Regions from separate parts of the Mus musculus genome. Here region 1 is linked to region 2. A link is a loop called in an ENCODE intact Hi-C map of the cell type or tissue named here. Cell type or tissue: heart. All regions are shown on one strand. Each heading gives the region's core, and the rest is flanking DNA. Links, peaks and the distances in the headings are about the cores only. Region 1 holds the start of Cabp1 (calcium binding protein 1). Region 2 overlaps Unc119b (unc-119 lipid binding chaperone B).

Region 1 (11,505 bases), core at 1,388-9,387, 64 kb after region 2:
GTAGTGACCTCCAGCTCTCTAACCAAACAAACTGCCTGAGGGCACACGGGTCAAAACTCCCGATCTACTCAGGCTCAAGGAGAACGTGAAGGGAGATAGGAGGGGGCGAGCTGCTCTACAGGGTAGGGAGTTGAACTCGACAATCTCGAAGGTCGTATTTTGGAATTTATGAATAACATTTCTGGCAGTGGGAGAAAGAAAAGCGTGCGTAGAATGCCAGCCAGCCCCGAGTTTACACAGTGCAGGCTCCAAATCCCAGGCTCTGCTAGCGACCAGATGACCTCAGAAATGCTTATCTCTGGGCCCAGCTTTCTTTCTCTGCAAACCTAGCCAGGGGAAGTGTTCAGAAGAAAAGAGGGAGTGTGATGGCAAATATGCTGTAAATAATCCAAAAGAAGAAATGATTCCTACGAATTATGATCACTTCCACCAGGGGACTAAGAACCTCGCCTGCTGTACTATGGCTTGGTGGTAGAGAGAGGCACAGGGTTCAGCACGCATGAGGCTCTGGGTAATAAAGTCTTCCTGGGTATGGTGGCTCAAGTCTATACTATATTTCTAATATGCAGCAGCTAAGGCAAGAGAATCTTGATTTCCAGGCCAGCCTGGGCTACAAACAGAAACCTCACCACAGAAGCAGCGGTAACGATCACCACTCTCTTCCGCTTTTATACTCCATCCTTTACCTCGGATGATAGTGAGCATCCTAACGCGTGTCTGGTACTGTTTACATCTGGCGCTGTGCACAGCACACGATCATTTTAAGAGTTAAATACTTGGGGCTGGGTGTGGTGATACACCTTTCATCCCAGGACTTTGGAGGCAGAAGCAGGAAAACTATGAGTTTGAGGCCAGTCTGGTCTGCATTGTGAATTCCAGGCCAGTCACGGCTATACGGTAAAACGTTGTCTCAACGCAAAGCAAAACATAACAAAACAACAACAACAAACCAAACCAGCCAGCTGCACTGGCTCATACATATAACCCCGATGCTGAAGGAAGCCCAGGTTTCAGAGTAAGCCCTTGTTTCTAGTAAGCAGAACAGAACAAACAAACAGACAAAGCTACACATCAGGCCTGGGCGGTGTGTAGCTCTGAGCTTGATCCCCATAGATCACAATGTACATAGGCATTAGCATTCCCAGCTGATGGGCAAAGGAACTAAGTCTCAGGACGTTAAGTAATTTGTCCAAAATCGAATGGCCAGAAAGAAGAGGCTCAAGCACTCATGAGAAGAGGGTAGGAGGCAGAGGACAGGCCTCGTTCTTCAATTCATATCCCTCTGCGTTGGCATTTGCCTGGGATCCTCTAATTTAGATCAGCTTCCGCTTCCCCAGATCCTCCCAGGCAGAAGCCTCCCCTAAGAGAATGGCAGACTCTGAGGCACAATGGAAACGTCAGACGCCCCCCCCCCCCCCGAGCCGCCCAAGGAACGGCCGAAGATTAAATGGAATTTGATGTCAACGGCTTAGCCACACGAGGAAGGCGACAGGGCGAAAAAGCCCCAAGTGTCCTAAATTGAGAGGTCAGAAGCAGAATGGGGAAGATGGGACCTGAGTGAAGGCTCCATTAGCCAATCCAAGACCTTCGGTGAGTCACCTGACCCTCCAATCCCCGCCCCCTCGATTGGCAATCCCATTTCTTATTTGGCAAATGAAAACACTGGAGGCAAAAATCTTTATCAGTCTACGACCTGACTCCAGCCAGCCTGCAATATACGCAGAGCCCAAGCAGAACACACTCTAAACATAACCCAGACCTTCCTGGAGAAGCCCGAGGGAGGGAACACTCGCTTTCTCCAAGGAATTCTTGCAAAAAAAAGTCCTAGCGTACAAGCAGTAAATCCACCCTGAAAAGTGACATGTACAATCCTGACCCACATATCTCTCAGGCACCGTGTTTCTCAAAAGAAGCCATCCTGGGTCCTAAGACCATATGGTCCTGACTCCCACCCCTGACTCAAGAGTTATTGTAAATATAATCAAAGGGGGACATTTCCTTGCTTAATACGGTTCCTTCGAAACTTAGATAATTGGTTCTCAACCTGTAGGTCATGACCCCTTTGGCAAACGTCACAAATCATAACAGTAGCAACATTACTGTTAAGGAGAACCAACAAAAATAATGTAATAGTTGGGGGTCACCACAGCACGAGGAGCCACATTAAAGGGCTGCCGCCTTAGGAAGTTTGAGAACCACTGGCTTAGAGATTACCAGTGAGGAGCACAGACCGGCTCAGCCCTGGGGTCTGCTCCTGAAGGGTCTCCGATGCTTTAGACTCTAAATATGTACACTGCCATCCTAAGAATCCACACGTTTCATCTTATAGCCATGAAGCCCCAAAGTCACATGGTTTCTTGCTTACCTCTTTCATGAATCCCAGATATGACCTTCCGGGACCCCATGACCTCTCACCCCTAACCCCAGGCACCTTTAAGCCCTAACTTTAGCTCAGAGCCTCCCTAGAACATAAGAATCTGCTGATGGAGGGTGTCTTGAAGTCAGAATAGGGACACAGTTTTGGACAGACACCCTGGGAAGCCTAATGAACATCAGATGCCCACCCACTTCATCCCCTCTGGGGTAGGCAACAAGATGTCCGCAACCCCAGTACCAAGACTCGGGGGCTCCCAAAACATACCTTTCTTGAGAGGTTTCTTAGTGGCGACTTGACGCAGTTGCCCATCCTACGCTGACACAGCCCCTTTGGCGGTCTCTGGGTCCATGAAGGAGGCTTCTGGGGGCGGGGGGGGGGGGCGCAGAAGACCTCAGTCTGGGTCACTGCCAACCCCAGCGACTCTCTCTGCTCCAGTCGCTCTTCCTCCAGGACAGAGCTGAGCCGGAGCGCGCGTGCTCGTCTGTCTGCCTGCCTGCCTGCCTGCCTGTCTGCTCCTGCTGATTTTTTTTTTTTTCCTGGTGGTTTGTATGTGCGTTTGTGTGTCTAGGTTTAACTTTCTAGTCAGTTTCTTAAGGAGCCGAAGGCAGAAGGAAAAAGTGCATAGCACCGGGGGAAAAAATCCCCTGGAGAGTAGATCACAGAGGGCACTGGCGCTGGGAAGCCTTTAGGATCATCAACAACAGATTACAGCATTAGGCTCAGTCCATTCTCTGTCTATCCCCTTGCCTCAGCCCCTCCTTCTTATGCTACCAAATATGCAGGGAGATTGCCTTGGGGAGGGGGACCCAAGGTGGCAGCTGCAACTGGGAATTAGGCCAGCAGATCCAGAAGGGGAAAGCTGGCTAGGGCCCCCAAAGCCAGGGTGCCTCACAGCCTGCGCACACGCACGCGTGGTTGAACACACAGGCACACACACACACACACACACACACACACACACACACACACTAACCACACACATGCATGCACACGCAGGACCCCAGGGAGATGTAAGCCGGGTCTGGAGAGCACTGAGCCGGGTGAGCATGCCTCATCAGCCACTGGCAATTCCAGCTGACTGAGCAGCAAGGTGGTTCTCAGTTGAGGGCCTGGGAGATCTTGTGACGTCTCTATTACGCTCCATTTTTCACACTTGCCTCATCGCTGACATGGAATGAGGCTCCAGGGCTGGCGGCACAGCTGAAGCCACAGCTGTCATCTGCTTCTTCCTTATGCTCCCTCTGCCGTGGAAAGGCTCTCTGACCCTCGGGAAGCCAAGCGATGGCCTTGAGGAGAGGAGAATGAAGGCAGCGCTGGCACAGAGGACGTGGCCAAGGTCTCTCTGGTCCTTCCCATCCTCTTCCCAATTCTGACCTAAAGGTCTTTTTCACTGGCTTCGCTGGAGTGCAGAACAGGGAGGTTTGCCTTTTAAAAATGGTCCTCCGAGTTCCCACAGTCGGAACTTTACAGATGACTCGGTGTTCCTTGTCCCTCCAAATTCTTGCTTTGGCAAGGGAATTCTCATGCCTCAGATGTCCGGGTCTGAGCGCGGCAGTGGTAGGCGGGTACCCAGAGAAGCATTCCTCTTATCCGTGTATCCAGCTTTTCCCCAGCAGGGGGCGCCAGAGATAGACCAGGAGGTTGACCTACTCCCTGGCCCCTGATGCAATCGCAGACACCAAGCCCAGACTGCTTCCTCTCCCAGGGACTTTTGTCCATTGGGATGTCTGGTCAGGAATTTCATTAGAGAAGATGGCTGGGTTCCTTGCCCAGTGGGTGGCACAGGCTTCCTCCTAGGAGGCTAAAAAGGAGGTCGCTGGCTAGTTCACTATGTCTCTGGTGCTGTGTGTCGCTGCAGACCAGGGAACGGTGTTGCCTAGGCAGTTTCTTGATGCCTTGCTTGGCCCATACTCCTGGAGGAGGGGAAAAGGAAGAAGCCACTCCCCGAACACAAAAGGAGGAGACTGGGTGGGAACAGCTAAAGGGCAGGAAAGAGGGTAAAGATGCCAGAGAGCTGGGGAGGGGCAGACCGCTAACGGAAATGCAAAGCAACTCAGAGGAAGCACTCCGCTGGTCCAGGGGTCTGGGTCAATGGCCTCTGATGAATGGGGAAGGATCTGGGGTCTAAGGTTGAGCCCCAGCTCTGCCTGTGATCACCTTCTATTCCTGAGCTTCAGTTTCCTCCGTTAGAAAATGGGACTTTCCCTGTCTGGCTAATACGGCGCATACAGGAAAGCCTGTGGTACATAATAGGCGCTGATAAGTAATTATTCAAGTGGAAGAAGGAAGTATCGTTTGCCCGGCATTTATGAGCCGGGTGCTGTGCTTGGCTCTGGAAACAATGAAGAGGAACAACAACAACGGGAGTTTACATCCTCGCAGGTGGGCAAGAGAGAGTGAGGAGTACAATTATTTAACTATAGTCCAGAATAACGCTAAGAAAGAGAAATACAGGCGGGCAGTGGTGCCGCATGCCTTTAATCCCAGCACTTGGGAGGCAGAGGCAGGCGGACTTCTGAGTTCGAGGCCAGCCTGGTCTACAAAGTGTGTTCTAGGACAGCCAGGGCTACACAGAGAAACCCTGTCTTGAAAACACACACACACACACACACACACACACACACACACCAAAAAAAAAAAAATGAGGGAGAGAGAGAGAGAGAGAAAAGAAAGAGAAACACAGAAACAGCTGGACCCTGCCCTGAAATCCCTGGTGCAGTGGGCATAGGGCGGCCAAGTGCAGAGTCTGTGGACTCTCTGGGGAGCTCTAACCTGTAGCTGGCATTAAGACCCACTGAGAGTGGCTGGGAAAATGATTCAGTGGTTGTGTGTGCTTGTTGTTTTTGCAGAGGCCCCGGGGTCGGTTCCCAGCACCCACGGGGATGCTCACAACCTTTTGTAACTCCAGTTCCAGAGGATCTAATGTACCACTTCTGAGCTCTGAAGGCATCAGGCACACATGTGGTACACATACAAACAGGGGGAAAACACACTCATACACATAAAATAAAAATAAGTCTTTTTAAAAATATGAAAGACGACGTACCAGGGATAGAATGCCGAGTCAGACGAATTGCGATGATCTGATTCACTTTGGACTTCTGGAGGTTGTCCCTTAGATACTAACAACACCTCCTTTGGGCTCTTATGGGTGGCTAACAAAACAATATCACAAAAGGTGCCGCCCAGTGTCTGGCACCAAAAACCTGTCCCATTCCTCTGCCTCGAACTGAAAGGGCTAAACGCAGCATCCACTCATCCAGTTATTCAGCCCTGGTGACTCCTGCCCCCTGCAGGCCAGTCTCAGGTATAGCAGGTCCTTGTCGACCTTGGCTTTGTATGCCTCTGTCCTTGGAAACTGGAGACAGAAGACAGCAAAACCAATCAAATGCTTAAAGAAAGCCCATCCTGCAACTCAGCAAGATTGTGCAGTTGGTCAAAGTACTTCCTGCTGAGCCTCACTACCTGATCAGGATTCCTGGGATCCAGATGGTACAAGGAGAGAGTCAACTTCTGAAAGCTATCTTCTGGCCTACACACACACACACACACACACACACACACACCCTTGAGCATACATACACACATACACACTTGTGCACATGTACACACACATATACCCATACCCATGTACATGTGCATGCACACACATTTGCATATACATGCACACCCATATACACACATATACATGCACACACACGTATGCCTGCCTCTGCCCACCAAGAGCTTGGATTAAAGGTGTGCACCACCACACTTGGCAAACACACATTTTAAATAAATAAATGTACAAAAATTCAAGGTCTTTTTCTGCTTTGGGGTAAGAATGTGGTGGACATTGTTGAGGCTTAAGGTCAGCTAGGGACCCAGAAGGACCAGATATGGGGGTTTTAAAGTCTCCTTAAACTAAACTGGGCAGGGGCGGGAGGTTTGACCTTCCCTTAAAAACGCAGCAAGGCTGACGCTTGGGAGTTTCCTCTAAGAAGTGAAGAACACTTTGTGACATACACTCTTCTTATTCTCTGCAAGTCCCTGGGCCTCTGGAGCCCTGCTTTGGATTCTGAACAGAATAATAGGATCAGAGGGTGAGAAGGCTGAGCCCATTGCTGGTTATCCCCGCTTAGGAGGGTGGCCGGTCTTAGGTCTCCACCAGATCAACCAACAGCATATGAACTTGGGTGACAACCCAGTGCCGGGACACTCAGGGAGAGGGCTGGGGTACACAGCATGTGAGGTACCCTGTGAACACCTCTGATAACTTCCATTCCTGGCCAGCCCAGTGCCACTCAGATGACAGGTGTTACCCATTTATTTACTATGTGACCTCTGACAGGCACTGCCCTCTCCAGAGCCTGTGTTCTCATTTCGAAAATGGGGGGTGGGGTGGGGATGGTGATGAAGCCAACCCTCCAAGGACAGACTCTGGCAATTTTGGATTCCAGACTGAGGGTTTTTGAGTAGCCCTGCCGATCACCGGGAACAGCCGAAGCCAAACGCAGACATCCAGACATCCCAGATGATGCTCTCGTCCACTGACTCAGCCTCTCCTAACATCATGATTGATGCCAACCACAGGCTGACCTTCTCCTTCCTCGTCCCGGGCCTCAAAGGAAAGGCAACGGAAAAGAGCAAGTAGCACAGGAATGGATATTCACAGTCCTGATCTTCAACTTCACACAGGCTGATGCGGTTGAACCCGCAGGGCCCGAGCCATCATGGCCCTGGCCCATCTCCTCCGTCTGTACCACAGGAACGAGGAAACCCAGGAGTCACTCATGAATACTGTGATGCTTTTTGCGTATTGCATGGACACTGGGCTGGTCCCTCCACATCAAGAGAGATGTTTCTCTAGGATGGTACCAGAGCTGGGGGCGTTACTTGCATTAGTCTCTTCTCAAGCTTTAAAACAAAAGCAGGTGTGTTCATATCATAGTCTTCCAAGGCCCAAGATCTCATATCCATATCGTGCTTATTCAAGGTCGTGTCTCACGCCCCACAGTCTGCCTGGGCACCTGGGTGTCCTTAGCTGGTAGAGCTAGGGACAGGTCGCTGACATTGCGCTCTGAGCCCATTCTTTTAAAAGCCTTTCTAGCCCAGCATGGAGGCAGCATCCCTTACCCTGCGCTTACTCAGACTGCGGCACTCTTTTAATGACTATTAATGAAGGCAGTCACAGGAATGCAGGCTGCTCTTTAGCCAGCGCTCACTATGAACCAGGCCCCTGATATCCTTCATCTCAGGCGAGCCTCATCACAACCCTGCAAGGCAGCTTTTCCCCACTCTCAATTCTGGAAGAAGAAACCACCGCCACAGAGAGAAAAATGATGCCAAGGTCACAGAGATACAAAGTGACAAAGTTGGAAGCTAGGGATCTGGTACCTTTCCCAGCCACCATCCCACACATCAGCCTTGAAGCCACAGTGTCTCCTCCCTACAGGCAGCAGAGACACTCCCGGTTGTCACTGGGGGGTGTGTGGAGGTGGGGGGTCTTACTTCCCATTTCCCCAAGTGTGGAGAGTCTATCTGGATACCTCTAGTGTGCCCAATCCTGGCTCTCTCTGCTGCTATTACAAGCAGAAGAAGTGCAGCCTTATAGTTAATCAGCATCAGCAACAGCAACATAGATGCCACCCTGGCTTGGTGATACCCAGTGGACCAAGCTCTCTATACCTAGGCCTGCAGAAACCATTTAACTTCCCCAATTCACTATAATTGATCTTTTCTCTCTCTCTCTCTCTCTCTCTCTCTCTCTCTCTCTCTCTCAATAAATAAAAGCCCTGATGAGATAAAAGCAATTCACCTAATTCACCTGAGGTTTAAAAAAAAAAAGTTAAAATTTTTGATAAATAAGTTAACGGCGTGAACAAAATACACTTTGCCCTAAGTGGATCCACCTAGAACTTTCTGTTTTCAGGGCTCCATTTTGCCTTCTCTTAGTCTCCACCCTATCTTTAAGGACAGAATGTTCAATGCAGGAGAGAGATAGCAAGGAGAAACTACTTCTTCCTAGTCAAAGGAGACAGGAGGCTCTGACACAAACCTCTTAGATGGGTTTGTGGTCCTGTCCCCACAAATCCCTTAGAGGAGTCGTCACCAGGAAACTCAAACTGAATGTGCTGAGGGGAGGGGGTGGAAGGGGAGAGAGTCTGCTGCTCTGAGAGGCAAGCGCTTCCAGAGAGAGGTAGTAAATATTTCATGGCACCTTCCAGCTCCTTGTGACTCAAGTGACCCCGTGACATTTCAGAACCCGGGGGCTGGAGAATCGTCTCCACTTAATGGCTGAGACATGGAAGAGGTCGTTGAAAGGTTCTGGGGCTTGGACAAAGGCCTCTGCCAGCAAATGTTGCAAATGTAGGGAGCAATGGTCCTTTTGCCAGATCACTGGCAAACTGACTAATCAGCCTGATGACTGGGCACCTTCCAAACGGCTGGGTCGAGAGCTCCAAAACAGCCCCAAATCCTAACTCTTCCCACCACTCGCTTCCTAGTGTACCACCAATGCCCCGGGAAAGTAGGTGTTCAAGAAATGCTTAGTAACTGAGTGAATTGCAGCTCCCCACTCACAACACAGCATTTGAATGACAACCCAGTCCAGACCCACAAATCACTCCTAACACGCTTAGGCTCCTTGGAGCACACAAACCACTGCAGTGAGCATCTCCCTTGGCACGTAGCCAGGCTCTCGCCCTCTCCCTCTCTCTCGCAGGGCCCTGCGTCCAAACCTCTACTCCTGAGCACCGCTAACAGGGCTCCCTGCAGGAACAAAGCCGTGTGCCTGCTGGCCCCGTCACACCATCACAGCGGTCCCGGTGCAACCCGAATCCACGTGCAGCTGCCTTCATGACAGAGCCCCGCCTGCATTAACCACTGCAGAGTAGTATTTTGAAAAGAAGCGAGCAGTTCTGAAGCAAAAAACACACGCGGCCTCCTGATCCCCGCACAGCCAGCGGGAGCTTGAGGTGGTTATCTTTGCGATAGATCCTACCAAAGAAACACTTAGACCCCTGTGTCTGAAACTATGCCAGCCTTTTGATTGCGCCTCTGCAGAACTGACTCCCTGAGTTTGATTCAATTACAGTCTCCCAACTAGAGGAAATCTTGGCTTTGCTCAGAAGTTCACGGGTTCCTGTCTCTCCTGCGACACAATACCACAATGTAGCCTTGAGCTGTTTGTAAATGCCCCGCTGACTGGAATCCTTGCGGGCAAAGGCGTGCGAGGGACAAAAATGAGTCACCAATGACCTCTTAGTGGCCTTCCTAACCCTAAAAGGCACACCAACCCAGGCTTGGATTTTCTGGGTCTTATCCCACAATTGCCTAACTGCCATTCAGATAGCATCCCTGGAATACCATCTTCCTTGAAAACACTCTCAAGTTCTAGATGGAGCCGTAGCTCTGGACAGACCCTTCATGCCTGTCCAGACATCTCTTCTCCTCCCCATTTTTCCAATCCCCTAACTTTCCCAGACCTTTGAGGACACTCTAAGTCACGGCTAGTATAAATCATCCACAAGCAACTCGCTGTACTCCCAGGCCCTCCCCCTTTGCCGCTCAGACTCCAAGCCCTTCGCTCCTCTGGGTCGCCAGAGGCCAGAGAGAGGAGAAGGTTGGCGCCGCCTGCTCCAAGCGCTGCTCACGACCCTGGAAAATCTCCCGGAGGATTGCGGAGGTCGCTCTTGCAGGTGCGAGGCAGGCTCAGCTGAGCGGCGCCCAGGAAGAGGCCCGAAGTGTGGACAGCGCACAGGGTGCTGAATCAGACACGGGGGTGGCGGAGCGCCAGGGCCGCGGGAGGACAGGATGAGCCAAGGTGCACCCCGACTGGGCAGAGCGAGCAGAACCGGGGACGCGCCGCCGCCGTAGGGTCCCGAGCGCCGGTGCCCGGAGCGCGGGCGAGGGGCGCGGCCCTTACCTGGCCGAAGGCGGAGCTGAGCATGGGGCGCAGCCGGTGGAGGAACGGGTCCGCCTCGGGGGTGCCAGCAGGAGCCGGGTCCCCGCGACCCCGCGATCGCAGGGAGCCCCGTAGACCGAGCGCTGGCGCCAGCCCCCGTTCCTCCCCATCGCGCCCGCGGGCCGGCGGTAGCGTCTCCCGGGGCCTGCAGTGCGCCTGGGGCAGCCCACGCCGGCTCCCGCGCGCGCCCTCGTCCCGCGGCACGGGCCGGCACAGGGGCCTCCGCGAGCTGGGGTCCCCGCACGGTGGAGGCGAGCCGGGGCAGGGACCGGGCAGCCGGCGGCCACGCAGCCCGGGGTCCCGCGCAGAGCTGTGGCGGGGAGCCCGGCTGCCCCCGCTCGCCGCCGCCGCCTTGAGCAGCGACGTCTTGGACTCGCTCTTGGCAATGTGCGAGCTCATCGCGGCGGGGCCCGCGCTCGCATGGCCCGGCGGGGGTGGTGCGGGGCCCCCGGAGGGCAGAGAGCGGGGCGCCCGGCGGGAGCCAAGCCCGAGGACGCGCTGCAGGCGGGCGCCGTCCCCTGGCCGCTTAAATGCGGCCCCGTCGCCGCCGCCCATGTGACAGCGCAGCCTCTGCGCCTGGAGCCTCGAGCTCCCGGCGGCCGGCGCTGCAGATCTGGGGGGGCAGCTGGTTGTCCCCCGAGAGCCCACCCCCGGCTCTCCCGCGGCCCAGGTGCCGCCGCGCCCCGCCCCTCGCCCCGCCCAGCGCTCGGGGAGTCCCGCTTCCGGGCGCCTCTGGTGGCCAAGGGGGCGCTGCGGCACTGAATGTGAGCACGAGGGAAGGGGCTGGCTAACCTCCCCCAAGGAGACTGGCGGAGCCCCTTATCACGCCCAGAGGATCCCTCCATGCCCAGGATCGGCCGGTCGCCCCCCCCTCACCCCAAAGTCAAGCAAGGGTGCACTTTCCAGAGAGAACAACTTTGGCAATAGGACCAAAGGGGTGCAGGACGCTAGAGACTCAGCTAGGATGCAGGCACTCTGTGACACCATCCAGACAAACGCAGGAGCCAGATGACCTGGAAGGATAAAGCTAGGAGTGTATCCATGCCTCGTCCATCCACCTTCCATAGAGTACACCGGACTAGGATTGCCCCGAGCAAGTCAGCCACGGAATTTACAGTTGACACAACAGAAGAGGAGCCAGGTGGCATCTGGCTGCAGCTACCTGTCCCGGAAGTGCCTGGTG
Region 2 (11,505 bases), core at 2,503-10,502:
ATGCAGGCACACATGCAGGCAAAGCACTCATACAAATAAAAATAAAAATAAACTTTTAAGAAAAAAAAAGAGCACCACTCCACCCCCCCACCCCCCACCCCCCCACCCCTGTCTCAATAGAAAAAAAAAAAAATGTATTGATACAATGTCAACAGAGTGTTACAGAAAAGCCCAGGCTAACTGAATGCTTAACTGCTCGCTAAACACTTCCTCCATATAATCCCATTTACAACACCTCGGAAATGGATTTTAAGTTTCACTGGGTCTGGGGTCTGGGAGTTCTATAAAATGTGGACAAGAACAGAACTCAGCTCCCGGCAGTGGAAAGATTAAAGAAGTACTTAATGGCTTATTTAACACTGATCTAATTGTTAATGTGACTCTGGATTAGCCAAAGGAAGCGGTGGCCATAGTGTCAGGGCTGCTGCACAGGAGAGGAAACACTATTAAAAATAAGTATGCCGGGCGTGGTGGCTCACGCCTTTAATCCCAGCACTCAGGAGGCAGAGGCAGGCGGATTTCTGGCTGGTCTACAAAGTGAGTTCCAGGACAGCCAAGGCTATACAGAGAAACCCTGTCTCGAAAAACAAAACAAAAACAAACAAACAAAAAAGTAAATGCTAACGTTAAGAAAACACGTTAGATGCCAACCACGATGCATCCTGTGATTTAATAGAGCTCTGAGGATGGAAACAGTTGACACTTGGACCACTTGATGCAGAGAGGTTGAGAGTTATGTCCAAGGTCATAGGTCGGAGTTAAATGCCAAGCCCCTCCCCCCACCCCCCGCCATGAAGGACCAACTCACCCAGAACCTCAGCTAGGACTGAAATGGCGTAAGGGGTGTGGATAGGGCCGCATAAGGGGAGCTGGCGATGAGGGACCCGCGGGAAAAGCGCCGAGCAGGAGCCCGGATCCCTCAGAGTCTGGGCCTTGCACCGGCCAGAGGCTACCAAACTAGGACAAAGGCCACGCGCAGCCACTGGGTGCTGCCCACTCGTCTGCCCGGGGCCACAGCAGGACCGGCCGCCAGGATCTCCGCCCTGTGACCCGCCCTGGGGCTCCGCACTCACCTCTACGGAGAGGGCCACGGGCCCGGGCGAGCAAGGCGGCAGCCATGGGCACAGACCTCCAGGACCTCCTGCAGCAGCTCTGGAGTTCCGGACGGCAGGGGCAGGGCCTGGGCCACGCCCACACGGCTGCAGGGGCGGGGCCGGCGCCGAGCCCGGGCCACGCCCACCGGGCCGCAGGGGCAGGCCTGAGACAGGCTCACGACCTAGGGTCCGGGCCTCACCCAGGAAGTCAACTTAATTCCAGCGACTTCTGAGCCTGAGGCAGAATTGCAGGTTCTCCCTGTATTACGGAGTAAATTCAAGCCCAGCTTGGGCAACTTTGCAGTATCTTCAAAATGAAAGTTTAAAGAGGGCGTGAGGAGGTCCTCCCTGCCTAGCAGACATAAGGCGCTGGGTTCAGTTTTAGGGAGAGAAGAGAAGAGCTAGCACCTACTCCTGCCCACCCACTTCTGCATCCTGTCAGCTGTCAGCGTAATCCCTGGCTCCCTGACCATCTTTGCTCGGCCACACAAGGCAGGCAGCTTTTGCCCTCTTGCCTGGATTTCATGCTACCATTCCTAGCCCACAGTTTTACATCCAGCCTTTTATTTTACTTATTTATTTACTATTCATCTCTCACACTAGTCTGTGGATTCCAAAAGGGCTGGAAGGGGGCTGGTGAGATGGCTCAGTGGGTAAGAGCACCCGACTGCTCTTCCGAAGGTCCAGAGTTCAAATCCCAGCAACCACATGGTGGCTCACAACCATCCGTAATGAGATCTGACTCCCTCTTCTGGAGTGTATGAAGACAGCTACAGTGTATGTACATAAAATAATAAAATAAATCTTTAAAACAAAACAAAACAAAAAACAAAAAGCCTGGAAGGCTCAGTATCTAGCCCATTGCATGGGGATGCTGGGCAGGAAGATTCCCTCCAGCCCTCAGATGTGAATGTGAAACAGAGCTACTGTCTTCTGCACCTCGTGGGGGGGGGGGGGGCAGAGCCCTGCTGGGAGTAGGGGTACTGCCCATTAACTCCAAGGGTTGAGGGTTGAGTCCTAGCACCCTCAGAACAACTTCGCTCGGTCCCAGAGACTGTCAGTGTCATTAGCTCCCTGGTTTACATGCACCCTACATATCTGCTCACTGAACTTCACAGCCCACCACTACCTAGAAAACAATACACTGAAGAGAGGGTGGTAGTTTAGACTGCAAATGATCCCATCTGTCCATTTCTTCCCCCACCCCCAAAGTCTGGAACTGCCTTTAAAGGGGGGGGGGGGCTTTCAAATAACGTGCTGACTCTTTGCCCAATCCTCTGGTCATCCATCCGTCTTCCCTACCTGGTCACCAGACAGAACCGGATGGAAGACGAAAGAGAGACACTGGAGCCTGAGAGGTGGTGCAGAGGGTAGACTTCACATGTGAGCATGACCTGAGTTGGAACCCCAGCATCCATTTGACCTGGGTGCAGGATTCCATCCGATGGGGACTGCAAAGACAAGGATTCTGGGAGCTCACTGACATCCAGTCTAAAGGGGCTGGTGAGTTCCTGCTTCAGTAAGAAAAAACTGTCTCCAAAAACGAGACAGCTGCCAGGCTCTAATGGTGACATGACTTTAATCCTAGACCTGGAGGCAGAGGCGACTGGGTCTCTGTGAGTTCCAGGCCAGCCTGGTCTACAAAGTAAGTTCCAAAATAGCCAGGGCTACACAGAGAAATCATCTCTCAAAAAAACAAAAACAAAAAAAACCCAAAACAATAGATGACCAGGCCAGGTGGTCCACAGGGCCTGGCTAGCCTGGAACTTGCCATTAAAGACTAGAGACAAGCCTTGAACTCACAGAGTTGAGTGTGGGAATTACAGGCAGGTGCCACCACTCAAACCCATGTCTTTGAAGGTTTGTTTTGGTTTGGTTTGGTTTTGGTTTTGGTTTTTTAAGGGGCCTGGAAAATGGCTCAGTGAGCAAAGGCACTTGCTGCCAAGGCCGATGACGTCAGTTCTATCTCCAGAAGCTGCCTGGGGCCATCTGCAGCCTTCGACATGGTGGCCAGCTCTGACTGGCAGTCAGGCTGCCCCTTTATTTTTATAGGTTTCACAGAACAATGACCGGCTAGCAATTACCCAAGAAGGACAGATTACGTGTTTGATTTTTTTCATTATATGTCCAGGGTTACAAGTGCAGTCACAATTAGAAAGTACAAATAGAAGGGGCTGGAGAGATGGCTCAGCGGTTAAGAGCACTGACTGCTCTTTCAGAGGTCCTGAGTTAAAAATCCCAGCAACCACGTGGGGGCTCACAACCACCCATAATGAGATCTGACACCCTCTTCTGGTGTGTCTGAAGTCAGCTACAGTGTGCTTATTTATAATAATAAATCTTTGGGCCAGAGTGAGCAGGGACTGAGCAAGCAGAGGTCCTGAATTCAATTCTCAACAACCATGAAGGCTCACAACCATCTGCACAGATAGAGTGAGTGTACTCATATGCATAAATCTTTAAAAATAAATCTAAAAAAAAAAAGCTATCTGCCCAGCTTAGGCTTGCAGCTTAAGAAAAACCCAGGATGGGTGGGTGGGTATGGGGGACTTTTGGTATAGCATTGGAAATGTAAATGAGCTAAATACCTAATAAAAAATGGAAAAAAAAAAAAAAAAAAGAAAAACCCAGGTCTCTGTGCCTTTACTCAGGCGCTAACACGGCTAGAGTGGGCACAGGAGCCCTGCAGTTATTTACTCAGGCGCTAACACGGCTAGAGTGGGCACAGGAGCCCTGCAGTTATTTGGGAGCAAAAGGGGTAAATGAATCCCACACACACCCAAAAATCTGCAATGACAATGCAAAGCCACCGCTGCCTGGCTTGTTTTTGCTTTTGGAGACAGGGTCTCACTACGTGACCTTGCCTGTCCTGGAATAGTAAACCAGGCTGGCCTCAGAGACTGGCCTGCCTCTGCCTCCCAAGCCCTAAATTAAAGGTGTGGCACCATGCTTGCTCAGCTCAGACACGTACAGATAATCGAGGTCATTTTGTTATCACACACACACACACACACACACACACACACACACGCTGGTAAGCCTGTCTTAAGGGCTGGGGCAGTGGGGCGTATGCTGTTGGGAACATCCATCCCATAAATGTTCTCCATCCATAAATGTTTAACTCTTAGTCCCTGAGGAAAACCTTCAACAGAAAAACTTAAAAAAGAAACAGGTGACTCTCAGCTGTTCCTCAGTTATAAACCAGTGACACCCAAGTCAACAAAAACAGAAATGCCACAGCCAAGCAAAGGGACTGGGACCCTGCCCACCCTCCAAGCCCTCAAAGGCCCAATCAGGAGGCAAGTCAGAGTGAACATATTGTGAAAAATCTTTATTACTGTCTCTTGTGGTAAAATAATCTTATACAAATAGAATCACCTGATTTGTTTTGGACTGAGGATTTTAAGGACAGAGATGTTTCCTATTTCTGTGAAAAATAGATTTACAGGGAAAATGGACTTTCACAACTTGAGTGACAGCATCGTAAAGGCCATGATCCCTCACGAACAAGAATGCGCCCACCTCGTCCAGACTCCCTGTGGCTATGGTGCTCTGGACATGGAATGTGGATGTTTTCAGAATCTGAGTCTATGGCTCACCCCAGACACAGCAAAATGCTGTCCCTAGGAACTGGAAATCAGATGCCCAGGGCCAGGAGAAGCTTCAGGAGGCTCATATGAGCCAGCGTTGGGCTAACCTGAGACAAGAGCTTATGTCAGCCCAAGTACTGGCCATCTTTATTCCTGTATTTACGGTTCAGAAGGGCAGCTCATCCCCAAGACATGGGGCAAGGATGGAGATGGAGCAGAACTTTGCCTCATACCAGGAAGGGTTCAGCCCAGGGTGGGGACGAGGTCCCCAGGGGCTGCCATCCTCTCAGATTACTGTTATGGGCATGGGGCATGCATGCCCGACCCCCAAGCACTGATTCCCTCTTCCACTGCATCACAGGAAGCCACTGTAGCCACTGGTGTTCCTGGACAGTTTGACTTCTGACTCGGCTTCTGCTTGTTCAGTTATTTACAAAGTATGACTTCCAGTTTACTCAAGTCAGGCACAAAAGTTGGAATTTCAAACTCTCTAGCAAACAGCAAGCTGCTTCCCTAAGCAGTCAGACACGGACCGCTGGCCCTTCAGAAGCTAAAGACTGCTCCATCCTACCAGGATGACTGAGCACCCGGCCTCAGTGTGCTCTGAGAACAGGCTGAAGGGAAAGGGGATGCAGCCCTTCTCCAGCCAGTAGTGTGGGCTCTCCAAGCAAAGCCAGCATGACAGGCAGGAGACAGCGTGCCAGAAAACAGGAGCGTCCCAGGCTGTGAGCTACTGAGCTAAGGCCACGCAGCTCTCGGAAGCACACGCTAGGCAGTATTTACTGATACACCGGGTACCAAACACCTCTCAGACTCTGGAATAGAGCAAAGACTCTGAGGCTTGTCAAGAGCATGGAAAGCTCACCAGAGGAGCCACGTGAGGAAAGGCAGAGAGACACTCATGTCTGTATGCAGGTGAGGGAGATTGGCCCCGCAGCTCCCAGCAGCACATGGGGCAGAGCCACACTTAAGGCACCTAGAGTTGGAATGGACTCCAGTTCTGAGATCCACTGGAATGGTCAGGAGGTGCCCACCATAGGGCACCTGGGCCCCCATCTATCTCAGTGGGTAAACGCAGTGCAGCATGAAGGATAACTAGGTTTCCCAGTCCCGAAGCCTCCGGAGCACAGCATCACTGCACCATCAGGTGCTGGCCCGGTACAGGGCCTGGGTCCAAACCCAGAACCACTAACACCCTAGAAGCCAACAGCGACACGGCCAAAGCACATCCTTTCTCTCAAGTACTCTGGGGCCCTGGTCTCATTACAGGTGACATTACAGGTGACATGGTGCCTCAGAGACACTTCATGCACACCCACCCTTCCAGCACTTCATTCAGTGACAAATGAACCCCAGCCACAGTGTCCTAGAGCTGCCCACAGGGACAACCTAGGGAGCCAGAGAGGTGGGAGTCAGTCAGTGGGGATCTGAGGACCCCTGAGGCGCACCTAAGGACTGCTCTGACAGGCAACCTCGGCCTATGCTGCCCTTCCCAAACACTCACACATGCAGCAGTCTGGGGCAGGACCATGTGACTTTAGCAGAAAGGCAAACAGAGAGGAAAGCACTCCTAAACATCAGACTGCTCTAGAGGCAGTCCCCACCCAGAGCCTCTCTTCCAGGGTCACTGGAAACAGAGTCAGCTCTCTCTAAAGCCCCAACTGTGCCTCTCCCATGAGCCACATTAGCCTGGGAGCCGACCAGTCCTATCACGATCTATCAGCATCCTGGGCTCTAAATACTGACGTAAAAATCCCCGAAGAAGTCTGAGAAGGAAGAGAGCAAAGCACAGGGTGCACACTAAACTCAAGAGACACCGTTCTGTGAACAGAACTGCCCAGGGCCACGGCAGGACATGGTAAAAGTCACGGCCAGGGAAGCAGGAGGGAGGCTCATGGCTTCTAGAGCAAGAACAGAAGATGCCACCAGGCTGAGACCGTGGTCCCCCCAGGCCTGGCTGTGGCTTCTCAAAGGCAGTAAGAAGCCCCCTCAAAACCTTATCTTTGACTCTGGTGCCACCTCCCAACCCAGTGGCTTAGCCCGGGCTCTGCCTACCCCAGTCCCTCTTCAAGTTTCTTCCAGTTGGCCTAACTGCATAGGCGAGGACAGACTGTGCCAGTGGCACGGGACGGGGGAGAAGTGAGCTGCTCTCAGCTGCCCAAAGCACCCAGGAACCTGCAGGGGCTGGGAACCTGCAGCCCAGCCCAGCACAAGCCTTCTGGCAGACAAAGCTGTGCCTGGACAGTCAGGCTTGTCGGGATAAGCAGTGCACAGCTAAGACTATACAGAAATAATCTTTTATCTGGATCCCGGGAAGCTTACCCTAATCTTTTACTTCACTATAATACCTCTGTGAACTAGGGGGCAGGGAACAAACACTGGGAAGAGAAACTGCTGGCTGGCACCTCCTTGGAGCACAAAACCCCGCCGCCGCCGCCCCAGCTGCAGCTTCCTGGACCAGGTTCGAGGTGGGTGTTGACGGGCGACAGCTGCAATTCCTGCTCGGTGCTCGTGGTGGCGGCAGAGGACCTCCCTGTCCACTCCCGCAGCAGTTACTGGCCTCCATTATAGGCATAGTCCGCCTTGTTGTGCATCACCAGCTTGTTGTCAACAAAGTAGAAGCTGTCGGAGCGCGTCTCATAGGGATTTTCAATCATCAGACGAACTGTGAGGGAAGAGCAAGCTCTGTGAGTCTGCCCCACAGCCAGGCGGAAGCCGCTCAGCATCCCTCCAAAGACAGAGCAGCACTTTGCAAAGCTTGAGTGCAAAAGAATCCAGGGAGCCTGGAGGGCGCCAGATGGACTGTGACGTCCAGTCCAGTTCTACACCAGGATGCAATCAACTCTTTAGTCATCCCTAGCCTCATCTGTCTTGCCGTATCCTAGGAAACAAACTTCTCAGTCACGACCACTTCTTTCCTCCACGCTCCTGGCCGGCCCAGCAGTGAGCCCTGCTTTTGGCCTGCTGCCACCTCTGGATATTCCAGCAGAAACCCAGAGTAGCATGCCCCTCTGTACCTGCCTCTCTGGGTTGTCTGGTTTGTGGAGGAAGGATCTCACTGTACCACTCTGGCTGGCTCTGAACTCACAGAGATTTGCTGCCTTCTGCTTCCCAAGGGCCAGGGGGCACCACCATAACCAACTCACTTGTTAATTTTTTTTAAATTACTTATTTTATGTGTACAAGGTTTTGTTTTGTTTTGTTTTGCCTGCCTGTAGACATCTGTACACTACATGTGTGCTACTCTCAGATGCCAGAAGTGAGGCTAAAGCCCTGTGAGCAGCCCCGGTGTAGGCACTGGGAATGGAGCCCAGGTCCTCTGGGAGAAGAACCATGCTCTTCCCCACGTCTCCATCCTCCTACCGCTATGGGCCTGCAAGCCAAAAGAACCTTAGGTGCCCAGTCAGAGGAACAGAGGGAAGCCACTCTCTAGAGAGGCCCATTTGCCTAGGGAACTTCTGTCTGTCTGTCTGTCTAAGCCCTTGCCCTCCCCTCTTTCCACACTGGAAGAAGGTGAATACAATTCCGGTTCCCTCCACTTGGCTCTGATTTAAGAGCCCTGGGCCATCTCCTAGCCATAGGGAAAGGCATCTCAGGTGTAAGCAGTGTCAGCCATGCTCAGCTCTCTGTGCTCAGCCGGGCCACAGCAATGCAGTGTACACTCTGACTCAACTCCACACCCTTGGACGGTTTGCTTTCACCAGTTGATCTAACCCTGCAAGCATCTGCACCTCCAGGTCAGCTCAGGCCAGAATGAGATTCTGTCAGGACGCCCTGCCCGGCTCGAAGGCGCCCCACCTGGGTGCTGTTGTCACAAGAGTGGAGCGCCCACTCCAGAGCATGCAATCGCCAGGGACCTGAGACTGAGAGAACACACGTCATATTGCAGTAAGCAGGGCACAGTGGGGCTGTGAGCAACAGTGAGAGGCCTTAGTGACTCAGCCTGGGTCCTCAGAGGCAGAAGACAGGAACCTGAGGTCACATGACCTGACACACAGCAAGCCACACTTCGCTCTTGTGCAGTGAGGCCACTGGAGCAGGTGGTGGTCAGAATCTAGCTCAGAGGGAGGGAGGGAGGCACGGAGGGGTGTGTGTGTGTGTGTGTGTGTGTGTGTGTGTGTGTGTGTATGTGTGTGTGTGTGTGTGTGTGTGTGTGCGCGCGCGCGCATACGTACTGACGTCCTCGGAGAGCTGCGGGAACTCGTAGATGTGCTCACACGTGTTTCTGCTGCTAGGGATGCAGAAGCCAAAATCAAAGTCAAAGGTCTTCAGCAGCCGCTCCCGGAAGTAGTGCCGCTCGATCATCCGGAAACCTGTCACTGGCCTGTCACCCACAGTGAACTCTACCCTGTAAGAGAATCTCTATGAGATTCTTCATTTCCTCACAGCCAGCCTCAGCCCCACAGAGCGCATTCTTCCTTACGATAAGCCAAATGTTCTGCCCTCAGAAAAATAACAGCACTCACGTGGCACCAACGGTCCGGAGGCGAAGAAACGCCGGTGTGAACTGATATCGAACGAAACGGCCCACACTGATATCCACGTCGACGCTCTCCTCCTCCGCATCCTGGTCTTGGTCTGCAAGAGCACAGAGCTGAGCCGTGAGCACCCACGTACCCACCCAGCACGCCACCGACTGACAGATCACACTAGTTCCAACCCTACAGCCCTGCTTCCTGGGCACAGACTGGCAACAGGCTGTACCAGGCTTCAGGCAGCCCCGTAGGGAGGAGCCGCTCGTTCTGATTTCACAGATGGCTTCACAGAGAAGGACACTGAAGTTCAAAATGCTAAGTCACGCCCAAGCCCAAAGTTCCCAAACAGGTAAGGGATTGAGCAAAGTTCTGAATGCAGGTCCAGCTGACCAAAGTCTGTTCTTAAAACATGATGCGATTTGCCTTATATGATTTGGGGGGATGGGCACGTCCTGGGGTGAAATAATAAGAGGCAGGCTGAACACGGGCTATGACTTGTGTGACTCCAATCCTACAGCCGAGTCCACGCTGACTGGATCAGAGCACCAGACTCTAAGCAGGATGGGAGGCAGAGAGGGCTGGGCATGAGAGGCATCCTGGGAGCACCGTCTGATTTCCAACGACCCTGACTGACCAAACGCAGGACGCTCATGTCTATTGCAGGACACCCTGACCCACTTCTCTGACCACCTGGAACCAGCACGTGGACTGGCATGTGCTCCGTGCCATCCCCTGGTCCAGCCTACTGCTGATTCCACATAAAAGATCTACAATGGTCACAGTATGAACGTGGAGGGGAATTCTCTACACATCTGAGCACCCAGCATCTGTGCCTGTGATGTCCCAGGGGTACTGGCGCGCTGTCCTGGTTTGGGGCTTCTACCTACATGGTAAGGGCCCGGATCCACTGATGTGATTCAAGCCCATCAGAGCAACCCATGCAGGAGGGCACTCTGGTGTGAGCGAGTGCTCACGGACTAGGAGGGATGAAGACCACACACCTACAGCATCTGCAGCAGCCTTTCCGGAGGCTTCGGTGCCTTGAGCAGGACCAGAAGATGACGGGGGGAAATGCAAGGCCCGCTGAGCCAGGCCGGTGATCAAGTTGGGCTAACACTTTCCTAGCAAGTCTGCCTGTGTGTTTTAAGCCAGATAAGTGCTCCGTTCACGAGAGAACCGCAGCTCGGGACTGCCTTTTATTTCTCTGAGATGCTAATACCTATATTCTCAGAGAATCGCTGGCTCATTCTGAGCCACAAATCCAATGAGAAGAACTTTGCAAAGTAAGTTTTATTAGGGGCTGGAAAGATGGCTCAGGGTTAGGAACACCGGTTGTTCTTCCAGTGAACCTGGGTTCAATTCCCACCACCCACTTGGCAGCTCACAACTGTCTGTAACTCCAGGTCCAGGAGACTCAATACAGTCACTCAGACATACATGCAGGGAAAACACCAATTCACATAAAATAAAAATAAATAAATTATTTTTTAAAAAGAGTAAGTTTCATTAGAGATCCCAGTTGAAAGGCCCGTGGATGGCTACCCTGTAAAGGTCGTTGGAGACCAGAGCTCCCTCCTCATTACCCACGCAGAAGGAGAGAACCAACGCCCACAAGCTATCCCCACCTCATTTCTGCTCCAGCATGCACGCACACATGCACCCCATACTCACACAATCACAGTAAAACTTACACCCGCACCTCCACTTAAACAGCAAATGTGAGGCTAGCTCTAGCCACACGCGATTGTCTCAAAATGAGAAAATCAAGCAAACAGAGGGAAGTAAAAGAATCAGTTCTCCTCGTACCTCAGAGGGTGATGGTCACTGAGTCCCCAGGCTCATCTTTTGTCACACAGAGTCACAGAAATGCTCTCGTGGAGTCTGTCGTACACTTAAGAATAATCTTTCTTTCTTTTTTTGTTTTTAAAAATTTATTATTTTTATTTTATGTATGTGAGTGCACTGTAGCTGTCTTCAGACACCCCAGAAGAGGGCATTGGATCCCATTACAGATGGTTGTGAGCCACCATGAGGTTGCTGGGATTTGAACTCAGGACCTCTGGAAGAGCAGTCAGTGCTCTTAACCGCTGAGCCATCTCTCCAGCCCAAGAATAATCTTTTACTTAGAAAGAAAAGAGACAGACAGAGAGACAGGCAGACCACAGGGCTGGAACACTTAGTGTTCTTACAGAGGACTGTCAGGCAGCCGAGGGATCCAACACCCTCTTCTGGCCTCTAGAGGCTACTGTACTCATTGCACAAACCCCGGAGGGACACACTGGGGCACACACAGTTTTGGGGTTTTGTTTTTTGGTTTTTTTTAATCTTTGGAAACAAACAAAACAG

What was found. A loop is a pair of places that touch in the nucleus more often than their neighbours do. Peaks named below come from ENCODE experiments on the same cell type or tissue, not always from the same donor. Only the 100,000 strongest peaks of a DNase experiment are listed, where the experiment ranks them.
Region 1: it touches region 2 in a loop (5-fold over the local background); 10 of 42 quality-filtered maps call a loop at or near these places.

Annotation. Positions count from the first base shown.
Region 1 is chr5:115,183,371-115,194,875 of GRCm38, forward strand. Cabp1 (calcium binding protein 1) reads right to left here and starts at 11,011. Exons shown (of 6, transcript NM_001310712.1): 1 at 10,284-11,011. The coding sequence starts at 10,877. It overlaps Gm35515 (a long non-coding RNA gene), which reads left to right and starts at 10,968. Exons shown (of 3, transcript XR_387599.4): 1 at 10,968-11,505. In heart, for the core only: CTCF peaks have their summits at 3,985 (motif pointing right) and 5,665 (motif pointing left); DNase peaks (open chromatin) are centred at 1,591, 3,461, 4,011 and 4,351; H3K4me3 peaks cover 2,414 bases; H3K27ac peaks cover 559 bases; H3K27me3 peaks cover 5,099 bases.
Region 2 is chr5:115,118,152-115,129,656 of GRCm38, forward strand. Unc119b (unc-119 lipid binding chaperone B) reads right to left here. Exons shown (of 5, transcript NM_175352.4): 3 at 9,151-9,262; 4 at 8,860-9,032; 5 at 4,415-7,349. The coding sequence ends at 7,237. Acads (acyl-Coenzyme A dehydrogenase, short chain) reads right to left here and starts at 1,195. Exons shown (of 10, transcript NM_007383.3): 1 at 1,074-1,195. The coding sequence starts at 1,119. In heart, for the core only: no CTCF peak of the experiment used is centred there; DNase peaks (open chromatin) are centred at 6,752, 7,200 and 8,488.